Linked DNA regions of Homo sapiens: region 2 is linked to region 1. A link is an interaction called in ENCODE POLR2A ChIA-PET data of the cell type or tissue named here. Cell type or tissue: PC-9. All regions are shown on one strand. Links, peaks and the distances in the headings refer to the core of each region. The heading gives the core; the rest is flanking DNA.

Region 1 (5,487 bases), core at 388-5,387:
CCTTGTCATATATTGAGCAAAGTTTCTGAGTCAACCCCATGGCATCATACACAAAGAAACTAGAATAGTGGAACCCAACCCGAGCTTGGGAGACTTCCTAGGAATCTTGAAGGAGCCTAGTTTTGAGATTGCCAGTATATAAAATTCTGCAAAGAATGATCTAAATTTATCAGAAACAGCAGTTGTGGAGGCTCACAATGAAGAAGATATTTATTTAACAATTAGAATACAGGATAGTTCTTTAGAAGAGATGCCTGGGATGCCTAACTTCAGAAATGTAATGACCTCTCTTGTGGGTACCCCACCTGTGACCTCAACTTCAGAAAAATGTAATGACCTCTCTGCCTAGATCCTTAACAAACAAACAAAAACTAACAGATACCACCTCTATACATCTTCTTTGACTCTTGAGAGCTAAAATTTCCTTCAGAGGGAATTTCCTTAAACAGGAACTACAAAGCTGGGGTAAGATAACTATGTTCCAGGAATATAGGTAAAATCTTTTAAGTTTTTTTATTTTTCATTTTTTTAATTTTTAATTTTTTTAAAGCATGTGAATTAATGGTAGAAGCCTGGTCCAAGATAAGATGATCTGGCAGCTAGTCGTGGTGGTATGTGCCTATAATCCCAGCTACTCAGGAGGCTGAGGGAGGATCCTTTGAGTCCAGGAGTTTGAGGCCAGTCTGGGCAACATAGCAAGACCCTGTTTCAAAAAATATATATATATATCTGGCAGTCCTGGTGGCCCACCAGCTCTATAAGAGTTATGGGGGTGGCTCCCACCATGGCTCCTGTTGCAGTAAGATAAATCTGGTGCCCAAATCCCAGAAGGTCATAGTTACATTCTACTCCACAACGGGATACCACCCTTCTTAAGATGGAAGGTGGGGGTGGGGTGTCAGTTGTCAACCAGTGAATTTTAGAAGAGACAGACACACACTGTTTATTACTCATTCTGTGCTAAAATCTGCCTCCCTGTAGCCTCCACCCACTGGCCACAATTCTACGACCCTGCACATCTAGTTCCCCTTTTCCCATGACTACTCTTCGGACACCTGAAGGCAGCCTTCATTTGTGCCCGAGGCTTCTCTCCATCATGAATGCCCTACATTTCCACAGATGTCCCTCAAATGACAGGAAGGCTCAGCAGGAAGATTTTGTCAGCTCCCAGAGAAGTGGGCTTCTCTTCCACAGCGTATGGAAGTGGATGGCCAATGGCCAGGATGGGCCCTGGAGACAAACTCCTAGGTTGCACTGGCCGTAGGAAACCTCTCCCTCAAGTTTGGCCACTGGAGGGCTCTAATGTGCCCAGTGGATGCCACAAACCTGGGGCTCTAGTGTTATGGGAAGGCAGGAGGCAGGTGACAATCACTAGTTTAGGCAGTGCCGTCCAGACTTGGGGTTGGAACCTCCCAGTTGGTTGTACAATCAATTTAATGCGTCACAGTTGGCAAGTTTTTAAAAAAAGGAAGTAAGGCCGGGCACAGAGGCTCATGCCTGTAATCCCAGCACTTTGGGAGGCCGAGGCGGGCAGATCACAAGGTCAAGAGATCGAGACCATCCTGGCCAACATGGTGAAACCCCACCTCTCCTAAAGATACAAAAATTAGCTGGGCTTGATGGCACACGCCTGTAGTCCTAGCTACTCAGGAGGCTGAGGCAGGAGAATCGCTTGAACCCGGGAGGCCGAGGTTACAGTGAGCTGAGAGCGCGCCACTGCACTCCAGCCTGGGTGACAGAGCGAGCTCCGTCTCAAAAAAAAAAAAAAAAAAAAAGGAAATAAAACAGAATAGAAAACTTCAGAGTACCTGGTACTTACTATAGTTTTATAAAACGTTTGCTTCAGTAATTTATATATGTGTACTGTATTCTGAAACAAAATATATTTTTACTTTGGAGTTGTGATTTTTAAAAAACCCACTGGTTAGAACCACACACACGTACACATGTACATACATACATAATCACACACATTATATATAATATATATAAAAGACACATATACATGTAAACACACACATATTATGTTGTTTTTAAGACATCCCTTCAACAGAGCCTTTTTTTTTTTTCTGCAACAGGGTCTCAGTCGATCACTTAGGCTGGAGTACATGGCTTGATCATGGCTCACTGCAGCCTTGAACTTCTGGGCTCAAGTGATCCTCCTAGTTAGCCTCCTGAGATGCTGACACATGCACCACCACACCTGACTACTTTTTTATTTTTATTTTTGTAGAGGCAGGGTCTTGCTATGTGGCCCAGGCTGGTTTCAAACTCCTGGCCTCAAGTGACCCTCCCGCCTTGGGTTCCTGAAGTGCTGGGAAGCTCACAAGTATGAGCCACCATGCCTGGCCCAGAGTGTGTTATTTAGTACTGGCCTGAGGAAACCTTGGTAGGGTCATTTCAAACACATTCTTATAGATTTCATCACCAGCTCTGTGTCCGTCAGCTTATGAAGTAACCTGCTGGGCTGAGTGTTTCTATCCTATCCCCAGTTTACCAGCATAAAGAGCTGGTATGGGGAAAACTCAGAGGACAGGGCATGCTTCTGTGTGGTCACCGGATGTGTCATACCAGACACCTTGGACATTGGCTTAAAAAGTAATAAAAAATACAGTCAAATTCCCAGTGTCTGCTATAGTAGAGGGAGGAGGTGCACAAAGAAGGCAAAATACAGTAACAGATTAATATTTGGCCTTTCAACATATTACAAGTTAAAATGTGATGTAATTACTGCTAAAAAAAATTAACAAGGCAACACTCTGTGTCTGAGTTAATGCTGCCTCCTTGATTATGTCTTTTGGCCACGATGAATGTAAAACAGGATTCAATACTAAGCATCTATTGCTTTTTTTCTATAGCTTCCCTCCCTAAGAAAAATAAATGGATCAATAATAAAAGGGCTTAACGTTGCCACAGGGGAGGGAAAGTTTGTTTGTGCAGTCTGTGTTAAAACAGCAACAACTTTCTTGTGCTACACTCTCCTACTCCATTCCAATTACTCTGTCCCTCACACCTAGAAAAACCCCAGTACCAGCCCAGGGTTGGGAGAGACTCCAAGCCCTGAGGGGTAAACAACTCCTATCACAGCCCTCTTTCCCTTATCTGGTTCACATATTTCCTGTACTTGCTGATTCACTGAGAAGACAAGCTGAATCCAGCCTGCTCTCCTTTCTAACTCTTGCAAACTGGGGATCTGATAGAAAATTCTTATAACAAAGCTGGCCTGGTGACTCATGCCTATAATCCCAGCACCTTGGGAGGCTGAGGCAGGCAGATCACTTGAGGTCAGGAGTTTGAGACCAGCCTGGACGACATGGAAACCCCATCTCCGTTAAAAAAAAAAAAAAAAAAAATTAGCCAGGCATGGTGGTACCTGCCTGTAATCCTAGCTACTCGGGAGGCTGAGGTGGGAGGATCGCTTGAACCTGGGAGGCGGAGGTTGCAGTGAGCCAAGCTCGCACCTCTGCGCTCCAGCCAGGGTGAAGAGAGAGACTCCGTCTCAAAACAAAAAAAAAGAAAGAAAATTCTTATAACAAGAGATGTCTTGTTATCTTCAAGAGCCTTGATTTTAGCTCTTCAGAGACATCATGCTATTTGACCTGTGGATGACTATTTTACAAATTTGTCTTCTACATCCTGCCTACATTGGTAGAAAATGACTTTTTGTCCTTTGAGCACAGTGTGTTCAGCAGGCAGGAGAGGCCAGGGAGGTGGAAGGAGGTGGGAGAGGTAGGAGGTGGCAGATGGGAGTATGCTGGGAATGGCAGCAAATCAGGAGATAAGAGAAGCAGGCCCAAGACTGAAAACTCATTAGGTGATTAAAATGTCAGTATGTGCACCCCAGATTTTTACTTGGATCATCATTGTTGGTGTAGTTACACCCAAATGAAGTTATTTGGCCATAGTAATAAAATGAAGAGTACATTTTTAGTGGTTACTCATTTTTATACACTAAACAGAAAACTTTAAAAAAATGTTGTTACCTGGTTTGTTCTTGCTGCAGTGTGTTGGGATCAGGTATAAAAAATCTTACTCGAAAATGCAGGGTACAGGGGAAACCTCCTACAACATTTTTCAAAAACAAATTAAATTTTCCCTTTGACAAAGTCAATGTATGTAAGTTGCTTCTCTTCCATAAGTGATGCATTTTTTCACTCAACCATAGCTTTTTCCATTATAAAAGGGCTAATTTCAAACATGGAGTACATAAGTTAGTTGTTTCAGAAATCTCCAAGTCTTCAAAAAGTAAAACATTTATGCAACATCAGCACAGACTGAGTTATCATCTACTTCCTAGCACACGTTTATCTTAGGGCTGTGTTTAAACATTGCACTCCGTCATCTGTATTAGGAATTTAAAAAATCCTTAAATCGGCATTATTATGCAAAATATACAAAGAAATAATAGCCTGCGTTTGTGTAGCCATTTATAAGTTTCAAGCATTTTCATGTACATTCCTGCATTTCAACACCACCATGACTATGAGTGGGCTACGCTGCTACTGGTAGCCCCATTTTACAGATAAGCCAATTAGAGGTGACTTGCCTTAGGTCACACAGCTGGTGACAAAACCAGAATTAGAGTAATGAGATCTTTGATTCTGCTATACCACATTTCAAAATCATTTTTAAACTAGAAAATATCTCATGCTTTTAATGTAAAGTATATTAAGTTAGTATACTAGTAAATCACACAATGAACATATTCAAATACGGCTTTATGCATCAACATCTAGAGTCAATTTGCTTGTGTGGATAAAATTAGTCCATTTCTTCTCACAGAGACGGCAACAGGAGAAGATCAGATTGTGCTGCTAAGATCCCAAGATCTTCATGTCAATTTCACCATCATCCCTCAGTAAATATTCGCCAGCCCTATCTAGGCACTGAGCACTTTCTTGCTCTCTGCAACTCAAGTCCTTCTCACTAGCCTGCTAGATCTCCTCCTCTACCTGAGATCATCCTGAGCTCTACCCTCCCTGCTCTTTAGTGCTTTCTTTCTTCATCTGCAGCGTGTGTTCAAAGAATCCCTAACGGGGGTGTGCCCCTGAGTACACCTGTCCACATGTCTAGGTACCAGCGGATGGCGCTATGACAATCTGCACATCAGGGGAGAACAATGTCCTCCTGCTGCCTTGGGATGCTTGTTCACCTCCCCTCCCCCTCTTCTAAAACTTTTCATCTCTGCGCTGCAGGCATAGCCTCTTTTTCTTTCTGGCTGTCCCCTATCGTGTGCTTACTATTATCATAGAATGTCGAACCCTCTGGGCTGTCTGCACACTTGGCTGTGGGCTCCTTGAGGGGAGAGTCCAAATTTGATCTGGACTGGATTCCCAGGGCTTAGCCCAGCACCTTGCCACAGTCTGAGCTCAGGATACGTTCACCGAAAGCAGGAGTTAATGAGAGAATGAATGACAACACCTATTCATGCCTTGTGTGGACTCATTCCTGGGGACTTGGATGAGGCAGGTATTTGTCTGCAAGTGG
Region 2 (5,487 bases), core at 205-5,204, 830 kb after region 1:
GGGCCAATGAGATGAGAGGAAGGTTTGCTGGAGGATTCCAGGGAAAGTTACCTTATTCCTGATACCCGAATAAAGAAACGATCTTGACCAGGTGTGGTGGCTCACGCCTGTAATTTCAAAACTTTGGGAAGCCGAGGCGGGCAGATGGCTTGAGCCCAGGACTTAAGAGACCAGCCTGGACAACAAGGTGAGACCCCCATCTCTATTTATAATAGTAATAAGAAAAGAAATGATCTTATCTTCATCCAGATATTTTTGTGTGTAGTGGCGAGGTCTAGAAATTTTGTAGCCATCCTGCTTCCAGCCAGAGATGAACACAGAGAGAAAACAAGGGCAGAAAGCATCCTGGTAGTTGCTCAGGTGTGGAGCTGGGACTACTGGATTAAGTTCCCTGAAGGCTGTTCTCCATCTGGATATCCAGTTATGTGCACAGGTTCATTTTTATTTGGCTTAAGCAACTTCAAGTTGTGTGTTCTGGTACTTACAGCCAAAACCAACCCAACTAAAAAGAAGATTCATGAATATGTGAAGTGCTTTTGTAACCTTATCATTTGCTGAAATCTGAAAGTATAGCATAATGTTGTTTTGGTTGAACTAGAAATTATTGATATTATGAAACTGTATTTCAAAGATTAGTATTTAAATTAATGCAACACAAACAACTGGAGATCTGCTTCATTAGGCCAGAGAAAGCAATTTATGATGATTGCCAGATTCTTGCTCTTTTTGCATGAAGGCTTGGAGGATGAAGAGCATGAGACAGCCTCTCAGGGAGTACCCTCTGAGGAGAGAAACATATTTAAATTTTTGGAAAGGCCTACAGTGCAAACATAAACAGGATTTTAGAGAACACTGCCCTCCCTCCGTTTTTCTTCATATGGTGGACAGCTGCTACTTTGGCCTGCCTAGCAACTTTCCCCACTTCTTTGAGAATAGCATTCTGCTTTTCCTTTGTATAACTCTCTCCTTCATGCCCTGCAATCCTGTTGGGACCAGCCACCCAGGTCACACATCTGCTCTCAACCATTAGCCCCGAAGGTGGGCGTGTGATTTCTCACAGATTTTAGATCTCCAAGGGAGTGATGCAAGAGGGAAAATCTTCTTGGGATTATTCCCAAACGAACTCGCCATGGATCCCTGTTCTTGAAATCCCCAGAAATGGAAATACCTGATTCCTGTTCTTTCTGTGTAGCTTGATTCTAGCCAGCCCCTCTAATGGCTTTGCTTAAGGTAGCCAGTGTGAGTTTCTGTCGTATGCCACCAAAGACCTTAGACCATACTCCACCAGAACAGTCTGTGAAAAAAAATCAAGCCTTCATGTAGGAGCTACATTTATGTTTTCACTAGACGTGCAAATACAAGTCTGATATAAACCTGTTTATAGTAACTTCTATCACATGCCTAAACTATCATATAATCAATTGTTAAGAAAAGCTTTTTGGGAACCGAAGTGTATTTTATTTATTTATTCATTTACCAGTTATGTGACACTTAGTGTGTTGAAGGCATTGCTTATTTGTTTAATCCTCATTACAATCTAGTAATGTAAGTACTATATTTATTCCTATTTTACAGATTCTGAAACTAAAGCACAGAAAGGTTAAGTAATGTGCTCAGTGTCACACAGCTAGTAAATTATGGAGCTGCGATCCAAGCTGTGAGAGGCTGACTTCAGTCTGTGTTTTTTATCCATTGTGTAAAACTGCATCATTAGAAGACTGAAACTTAAAATATAAAATCAACTTCTAATAAATAGGATTAGATATATGGAAAAGCAGCTTAACAATAAAATATCTTCCAGGCCAGAAGCCAGAAAGAGAAACAGAGGTGTCTGAAGCCCTTGGATTGCAGCTTTCAATTTCTGAGCCAAATAAAACTGCTTAGGATTTCCAGGTGGGCGGTGGGGGTGGGGGGTGGGAATCCTCATCTAATGAATGAGCAAGCACGAACTAAGTCCAAACACCTGCTACTTTTTTTTGTTGTTGTTGTTCACTGTTGCCAGGTGATCCATGATGAGCCTTGGATCAATAAGTAATTATAATTGACATAGTATATAATTAATTATGTAATTTCAACTTACTAAGTTTATTTCCACTAAGATTGTCCCATAAAACTGGGATATTTTAAAGGCTTCCATGGAAAAGGAGAGACTAAAGATCAAAGACTTTTTTACATTTGACTCAGCTATGAATCATATCCTCTACAGTGTGAATTATCTCAGCCCACCATTATTAACTCTAGCAAATATAATGAAATTATTCTATCATTCATTCAACTTTATGCAGTTGGTGCCAAGTGCCAGCCACACTTCTGGGCACTGAGGATATGACAGTGAATAAGCAGGTGAAAATTCCTTCCTTGATGGCACCGATATTCTAGTGGGCAGTTGTAATCCCACCACTGCACAACTGAACAAGCCTGAATGTCTCCAGTCTCCAAATTGTTTCCATTACTACACAGAATGAAAGAATAGATTCATCTAGCCAGGCGTGGTGGCTCATGCTTGTAATCTCAGCACTTTGGGAGGCCGAGGTGGGTGGATCACCTAAGGTCAGGAGTTTGAGACCAGCTTGGCCAACATGGTGAAACCTCTTCTCCACTAAAAACACAAGAATTAGCTGGTTGCGGTGGCACATACCTGTAGTCCCAGCTACTCGGGAGGCTGAGGCAGGAGAATTGCTTGAACCCCGGAGGCAGAGGTTGCAGTGAGTTGAGATGGCACCACTGCACTCCAGCCTGGGTGACAGAGAGAGACTTTGTCTGAAAAAAGAAACTAAAAAAAAAAAGAGAATAGATTTCTCCGATAGCTGTGCTGAGTGTTTAGGGGAGACATCAGTTGGCTTGATCCTTCTAGAGGTGCCAAGAGAGAGGACACTTGGTGGAAGACTGCCTGGCAGAGGCAGTAATATCTGCTTGGAGATAATGATGATTTGTTATTGTATGTTTAAGGTTTCACAGGAACAGATTGTGCCCAAAGGAACTCTCCATGGATCCCAAATTTTGAATATATAAAATTTATATACTTTAATGTACTTAATTCTCACAACAACCTAAGATCTACCGTAGTTCATAAATTTACTATTTTCATATCTTAACTTTTCTGAAATTGAGATGCATCTTACAAGCCATGGTCTCTTATTATTACTGTCAGTAGAGTGGAAGTGCCGATGGAGATACTGGGGGTGTTGCACTTGGCCAGAGCTGTTCATATTTTCAGCAGTTCAGGTGAATTATGAACATTGCTGATACGGCATGTGTTGGGTTACTTGTTGTTTATATGTTCCTGGTTCTTGTCTGAAACCTTCTGTTGACACCTGCTGTTCAGATCATCTTGCAGAATGGGTGCCAACAGCATGGAAGAAAGTCTCCAAGATGGAGCTGGGAGTTAGATGAGGCATGCACAGTGGAGCATTTCTCTAGGAAATGCGGCTTCACCAGTCCTATTGCTGGAACAGATGGTAGTTTTGTATGGAAAAAGTCTGAGTAAGCATTGGATTCTAATGTAACAGGATTGTTTTTCATTGTAGTACATGGTGTGTATTGTAATCAAAGGCATCCTAGATTCAATGAAATACAGAACTATTACCTCATTTTACAGAGGAGGAAGCTGAGCCACAATAATGTGAATTAACTTGCCCCAAACTTCACAGTTTGAGATGGCAGATCCAGGACCTAATCCTGAACTGCATGGTTTCAGAGTTCACGTACTCAGTTAACTATTGTACTATGCTGCCTGTCAGTATAAATGCAGCTGGCTGAGGGAGGTTACCACAGCCTGATTTACTTACTTAGTGAATCAGTATTCATTGCGTGCCCACCATGTGCCCGATATTGGCATATATTTGGGGACAGGCACAGTGGCGTGAAAGAAATTAAAGCCTTGTGGAGTACATAGCTTAATAAAAAGGAATAGGTCTTAATCAAATAACAACAGGAGAGCCAGGCACGGTGACTCACACCTGTAATCCTAGCACTTTGGAATGCTGAGGTGGGCAGATTGCCTGAGCTCAGGCGTTCTAGACCACCATGGGCAACATGGTGAAACCCCATCTGTACTAAAATACAAAAAAATTAGCTGGGCGTGGTGGTGCGCACCTGTAATCCCAGCTACTCGGGAGGCTGAGGCACAAGAATAGCTTGAACCCGGGAGGTGGAGGTTGCAGTGAGCCAAGATCACAGCACTGCACTCAAGCCTGGGTGACAGAATGAGACTCTGTCTCAGAAAAAAAACAAAACAAACAAACAAAAAACCCAGGAGTAAATGTCAAGTTGCAAATGTGCAGTAAGTGGCAGGAGAGCTACATCATGCTGTTAAAATGTAAAAGCGAGGGGCCCTTTTATAACCTGAGGAATCATGGAAGGCTTCCTGGAGGGAGAGTCCTTTGGGCTAAAGGTAAATAGGCAAATAGGGTACAGGGAGAAGCATAGCAGAAGGAGGAAACAGCATGTAAAAAAGACCCTGTGGTAGGAAAGAACTTATTGCCTTTCTTTTATTTATTCAATTTAAAAAAATAGAGACAGGGTCTCACTATGTTGGCCAGGTTGGTCTTGAATTCCTGGCCTCAAGCAATCCTCCCACCTCTGCCTCCCAAAGTGCTAGGATTACAGGCATGAGCCACCATGCCCAACCAAACTTATCAACTTTCCATATTGGAAGGAAGCCAGCGTGGCATGTCTCTGTGTGTGCATGTGCATGCGGGTGTGTGTGTGTGTGTGTGTGTGTGTGTGTGTGTGTGTGTGTGTGTAGGTGGGGGTCAGAGGGTTATGAGATGAAGGTAGAGAAGTAGATGGAGATGAGATCACATATGGCCCTGTAGCCATGTTAAAGATTGTAGTCTCCATCCTGAAAGGAATGGGGGCCTTTTGTACCCCAAAATGAGTCATTGACTATGGATGCCTTTGGAAGCGTCATAACCTTTTAGACAAAGCACTCCCATCAGACAAGGGTCATTCTTGGGAGAAGTGGGGCAGCTAAGAGCCATTAGCAGCCAATAGCCACAGTAAGCAGTGGTTGAGACTTTCTACTTGGTACTGGGGATTTAGGGAACATTTCAGCATCCACTATGAGAATTGTGCTCAGCTTCATGGTTCATAGTGTCCACGAAGTAAAAACCAGCTACTCTGAAGAAGAAGAATTCCTCTTGCTGAAACCAGGATAAATTTGTTCTGATGTGGTGTGATTTGCAATGTTCTCAGTAATATCCCTAGAGTAGACTCAGGGCTGTTTCTTCCAGTTCTCCTGAGAACAGGGCAATCAGATGCTGTGAGAAGCCAGAGTTGCCACAGGTACAGAGCTTTTTTGATCTGTATGTGGCAGATTTGGCTCCCAATGGAATCCACTGACTTCTCACTTCCAGGGGGTAGCTCAGAGGTGAAACTATAAAGTCGGTGGAGAGTATCTTCTCTGTCCCTGCCTCACTACCACCCTCTCAGCATCCTTTTCTGTCCCCACTTCACTACTACCTTTCTTCCATTTGATCTCCAACT

The links. Peaks named below come from ENCODE experiments on the same cell type or tissue, not always from the same donor. Only the 100,000 strongest peaks of a DNase experiment are listed, where the experiment ranks them.
Region 2: POLR2A ChIA-PET joins it to region 1 with 20 read pairs; 1 of 35 experiments calls an interaction of 5 or more read pairs at or near these places.

What each region holds. Positions count from the first base shown.
Region 1 is chr9:109,450,513-109,455,999 of GRCh38, forward strand. PTPN3 (protein tyrosine phosphatase non-receptor type 3) reads right to left here. Exons shown (of 26, transcript NM_002829.4): 5 at 3,984-4,062. Among named protein-coding and RNA genes, the nearest start is that of PTPN3, 45 kb to the right of the region's middle. In PC-9, for the core only: no CTCF peak of the experiment used is centred there; DNase peaks (open chromatin) are centred at 2,449 and 3,129; H3K4me3 peaks cover 288 bases; H3K27ac peaks cover 4,175 bases.
Region 2 is chr9:110,276,089-110,281,575 of GRCh38, forward strand. It overlaps LOC107987114 (a long non-coding RNA gene), which reads right to left and starts at 1,288. Exons shown (of 3, transcript XR_001746890.1): 1 at 1,169-1,288. All of the region lies in intron 1 of LOC124902246 (a long non-coding RNA gene), which reads left to right. RefSeq lists an enhancer at 1,710-2,909. In PC-9, for the core only: no CTCF peak of the experiment used is centred there; DNase peaks (open chromatin) are centred at 2,193 and 3,913; H3K27ac peaks cover 1,916 bases.